Regions from separate parts of the Mus musculus genome. Here region 2 is linked to region 1. Evidence: chromatin loops called from intact Hi-C (ENCODE). Cell type or tissue: heart. All regions are shown on one strand.

What was found. Hi-C counts contacts between places; a loop is a spot of excess contacts. Peaks named below come from ENCODE experiments on the same cell type or tissue, not always from the same donor. Only the 100,000 strongest peaks of a DNase experiment are listed, where the experiment ranks them.
Region 2: a loop joins it to region 1, with 2.7 times the contacts of the local background. A loop is called at or near these places in 6 of 42 quality-filtered maps.

The regions. Positions count from the first base shown.
Region 1 is chr3:122,103,384-122,105,883 of GRCm38, reverse strand. It overlaps Abca4 (ATP-binding cassette, sub-family A (ABC1), member 4), which reads right to left. Exons shown (of 50, transcript NM_007378.1): 13 at 2,274-2,450; 14 at 354-576. Gm40138 (a long non-coding RNA gene) reads left to right here. Exons shown (of 3, transcript XR_001783974.2): 3 at 331-728. Among named protein-coding and RNA genes, the nearest start is that of Gm40138, 22 kb to the left of the region's middle. In heart, no CTCF peak of the experiment used is centred here; a DNase peak (open chromatin) is centred at 1,243; H3K4me3 peaks cover 480 bases; H3K27ac peaks cover 1,584 bases.
Region 2 is chr3:122,032,044-122,034,543 of GRCm38, reverse strand. No RefSeq gene overlaps it. Among named protein-coding and RNA genes, the nearest start is that of Abca4, 11 kb to the left of the region's middle. In heart, no CTCF peak of the experiment used is centred here; a DNase peak (open chromatin) is centred at 1,163; H3K27ac peaks cover 1,804 bases.

The DNA.
Region 1 (2,500 bases):
AAAGAAGAGGCAACCTTTGAGCACACAACAGTTCTACCCTGGGCTTTGCTTACAGCGGTCTCCGGTCTCCGCGTGGTCATGAAACAGACTGGGAAACCTACGTAGACAGTGAGTGAGGCCCTTAGGCAAGAAGAGGAGAGGGGAAGAGATAACGATACATGGCTGGGGGGGAGGCAGGGAATTGAGGGTGCTGGCTCTCTAAGGGTCCTGCCTTGCTTGAAAGGTGAGGAATTACCTGTCTTGCTGTCTTTAATGCTCAGCTAACTAGTCCAAGCACTTGCTCACCAACAGGAGGAGAGCAGAAACAATGAAGCCATTTTTTTTTTAAAGACTGTCTTCTCCACCCGGCTTACCATGATGAACAGCGTCAGGAGGAAGATACTCAGCGCCATGATGGAGAAGCTATCCAGGAACCAGGTACACCAGATGACAGCATTAGAGACGCCTTGGTTTTTCAAGGTCTCCTTCAGCCTCAGCTCCTTCTCCAAAACAATGCCCTTAACGGTCATGGAGACAGAGTAGATCCACGCCAGCACCATGAAGATAGGGAAACAGCGATTCAGGATGATCATGAAGCTGAAGCGAGAGGAAAAAGCAGAACAGAGCCAGCTGTCCCTGGTAGAATCAACGTAAAATACTTATTGAATGGAGAGTTGAGAATGAAGCCCGAAGGGAAGGAGAGCAGAAAAATAAATCGTTGGACCCTCACTGGGTTGAGCCCTCTTAAATACCTTTCTCATTTGTCATTTCTTTCTTTAAGGCAAAATGGAGCCGTTCTGGACAGCCCAGATGGAGGATGCTCTATATGTGTAGGAATAAAACATACCATCTCTTTATAGTATATATGCCATATAGTATATTTAGATCTTCCCCATGAAGGCTTGTGGGAAAGACTGTAGACCTGATGGTGTGGGTTGTGATCTGAACAAGGCAATGATCCAATAGTCATTGATTCCGAGAGCCATCCATTCGTAAGTGGAGTAGATCCTGGGATAGGCTCTCGGCAAGCAGGACGGATTTGACACGATGGAATCACATTAGGGTAAGCGTTACAGGTTTCCCCTGTGAATAATGCACTGGTAAAGCCCTTGGGATTATTATCTATTGAAACTGTTGGGTGTTGTCAAAGGAAGGGCCCAGTGCCTAGCGTGGGAGGATAGTTTCACTCAAAATGGCCCTAGGGAGGGAACCAACCAACCAAAAATCATGCACTTCCGAGGCTGGCCGCCAGAGGGCTCTCCCATACTGAATGACTCCGATTCCCACAGGTTCTCCACACTCACCCGTTTTCCTGCCAGCCCCTCCCCTTCTGACCCTGCAAGTGGACCTGGGCTCTCCTTCCCATCTCTGCCTCTTATCCAAAGTAAAACTAACTTCTGAACAGCGACCGTTATCTCTGCAGTCTTCTGCAGAGCTGGAGACCTGATGGGGCCACAGTGTCGAGCACTGCTTTCCCGTGTGTACACTGGGCTTTATTTTACAATCTCTCCAGCTGGCCACGGGACTCTTTTCACCACGTTTTGCCATCTCTGCTTCCCGGATCCCACAGTCACACACACTCGTGCTACAGTGACTTTCCCGTGATCTCAACACCCCAGGAGTTAAATTCCTTAGCCAACTATAGGTCAGGGAGTGTTTCTGACCCCATCTACCATGATAATAAGCCTTCTGAGCACCTCTCCCCCTCTGTCCCTTTCTCCACCACTCCAAAATCTATTTTCAACAAAACAGCAGGCTGTTTGCTTAGCATGCTACTGGTCAAAGGGCGGACAGGCGTTAGGATGGGGGTGGTCAGAGAGGGAGGCCAGAGCTCATCCAACAACACATTCCTCTACCTTTTCACCAAACACACATCATAGGAATGTTAATTGGGGAAGGAGCTGCATTATTCTGAGGCTCCTAGGTACCAGGCCTTCTTGCCACGCAGTCTGAATCTGCTGATCTGGCAATCACTGGGAAAACGCCCTGACCAGAACCTTCCACATACCAAACATACTACGAAGTGGAAATTTAAACAGCGGGCATCCCCCCACTTCAACCTCACTCCTATTGTTTGAACCTCCAATTTCCCTTTTGTACCCCCGACACCCTATCATTTATTTCCCCCTCTGCTTCCGTCTGGAGTGCAGAGCCAGCATCTTCTTCGGTCAGAACCCTATGCTCCCCAGTCTTCCCTCATCACTGGGGTTCCTTCGGGAGATGCTGAAGCCTTGAGAGCACCCCCATTTACTGCTTTTTCAGCTCAGGGAGGAAGATAGAGGTCTGGGACTCACGAGTCATCCACAAAGCAGGGATAAGGCATCTGTTGGAGATAGACTCCAATTGGAGGCTCTGCCTGCATCTGACTCTTCACGATTCCTTGCTCCACCATGTCCTGTAGATAGGCAAAACCTCCCCAGATGTACCGGAAATCTTCGACAGGATCCGCCCTGGGACCAGAATCCCAGTACCTAAGAAGGCACAGGATGAAGGGGGAAGGATGTAAGTGCGAGTGGGTAAC
Region 2 (2,500 bases), 71 kb after region 1:
CCCCAAAGGCTCCCTGTGCACTTTGGCCATTTTCGTACAGACCCAGTTATTTCTCTGGAATTTTGTGTCAGTAGAAACAGGCTGGCTCTCAGATCACACTAACCCGAGGAAAACAATCCAGCTGGAAAGAAACCAGAAATGTCAGCTACCTTTGGAAAACTCTTCCTGGGTTTCAGGAGGTAGCACCTTAGAGGAGATGTATTTCCCAGGGTGAGGAACTCCTCTTTGGCTGGCAGGGTAAAGCTAAACCAAGGCGTTATCACAAACGAGGGGGCGGCTTGATATCCCCCAGAGCATGTTATTTGTTCATTCCAAAACTATTTAGTTTTGCTAGCTTGACATTCAGAAAAGACGAAGAGCCCAAAGGTCTTACATTTTCTGGGTATTACACACATAACGGAGAAGTTGCCAGATAAGCATTTTAAGGGCCTGTGGAGGAGGGGTGGTTCGAAGAAGAGCATTGGTCTGGGCTGTTATCACTAAGCATAGCCTGGAAACCCTAAGCACCACTCTTCTAGGGTCAGAAGAGCCCTGAATGGGCATCAGAGGGGTGGGAAATGTGGTGGGGATGGGGCTGTAGGCAAGTGTGGGAGTCCCTAAACTCAGCTGTAGTTGGGCACCAAGGGTCGTACATTCTAAAAGGCTCTGGCTAGAAGCTAGCAACACCAGCAAACGACACAATGAACACAGAAAGCCATTCTAGTGCCAGGAAATAATTTGTGAGAATCAGAGCACCAGACAAATTCAGAACAATTTCTTTTTAATGATCCTCTTAACATGAATGAGATAAACAAGCTAATCTTGGGAGACAAAGGCAGGCAAAGAAAAAAAAAAAAAAAACCCTTACAGGCAAATGGCAGCCTCTGCCCTGGGGAATTTATGTTCCGGAAGTTGGAAAGTGACATTTCCATAGACTCAGGACTTGCAGGTGCCCGCCTGACTTTCACTAACAGATATCAACAGTGACTTCTCCACGGCTTTCCCACTAATGACGACCAGAGACCACAAGGGCTGTCTGCTTTTCAGCAACCATCTGACCTTGAGCTTGGGACAACAGAAGGGAACCGGAAAGTCCCGAGGCAGCTTTCTGTGAGCCAGAGCAGACGGTGTGGGAAACTATGTCTGTGGTTCCTGCCTGCTCAGCCTGACAAAGAAAGAGTGTGATTTGTTTTCAGATTCCTTCCATTAAATGTGTCAAGAGGGAGAAACTGGCTCTCTAGAGAGAACTTGATTTCCACGCAGCCTTCCCCCCTTCTTCCTTAGTGACTCACTGGCCCTGATCCTGTCTCTTTCTCGATTATTCCTTGAGGCCCGGAAGCAGAAGAGAGAAGAGATTGAGAAGCGGAGCTGCAAGTTGTGTGTCAGCCTTGGCCCCACCATGGACTCCTCCCCGACTCTGCCCCACTGAAAACGTCACATGGTTATTTTAGCAAATGGACGTTCAGGTAGACCCCCGTTCCAGCCCTTATCCCAGGAGCCCCCACGAGTAACATATGAGAAGCTTCTCTGTTCCTTTCTTAAAACTAACTTATGGGGCTGGAGAGATGGCTCAGCGGTTAAGCGCACTGACTGCTCTTCCGAAGGTCCCGAGTTCAAATCCCAGCAACCACATGGTGGCTCACAACCCTCCATAATGATACCTGATGCCATTTTATGGAGTGTCTGGAGTCAGCTACGGTGTACTTAAGAAATAATAAATAAAACTTAGGGGGGAAAAAACCCTAACTTATATAAAAGTGCTATTCTTGGGGCTGGGGTGTAGCTGTAACGCACAGTAGTACACAGCTTTAATCCCAACACTCAGGAGGAAAGCGCAGGAGGGTCAAAATTCAAGGTCATCTGCAGCTGCATAGTTCCAGCCAGCTTAGTATAGATAAAACCCAGTCCTTAAAACAAAAGAGTGGGGTTTTTTTTTTTGTTTTTGTTTGTTTGTTTGTTTGAGACAGGGTTTCTTTCTCTGTGCAGCTCTGTCTGTTTTGGAACACTCTCTGTAGACCAGGCTAACCTTAAACTCGGAGATCTGTCTGGCTCTGATTCCTGAGAGATGGGATTAAAAATGTGTGCCATCACTGCCCTACTGAAAAGTCTTATTCTTGATACTACTGGTTGTTTCTACTAAAACGAGGAGGGAGCTGTCTCTGGTGAACCAGAAACTCCTCAAGAAAGCTGGAGAAGGATCCTATCCTAATCAAAGATGCTCATTTTTTCTCTGAAGTGCTGTTGAAGTTGCTGAAATCTGTGTGGAGAAAGATTGGGCATGTCTACAGTCTACCAGAGTAAAAGGCTACACCGCTTTCACAGCCAGAGAAGGCCCCAGCAAGTTCCCAGCAACATCCTAAGAGGCCTGAAGTGAAGACCATGGAAGACCAAAACCCAAGCTATAAAAACCAATAGCTAGCCGGGCGTGGTGGTGCACGCCTTTAATCCCAGCACTCAGGAGGCAGAGGCAGGCGGACTTCTGAGTTCTTGGCCAGCCTGGTCTACAGAGTGAGTTCCAGGA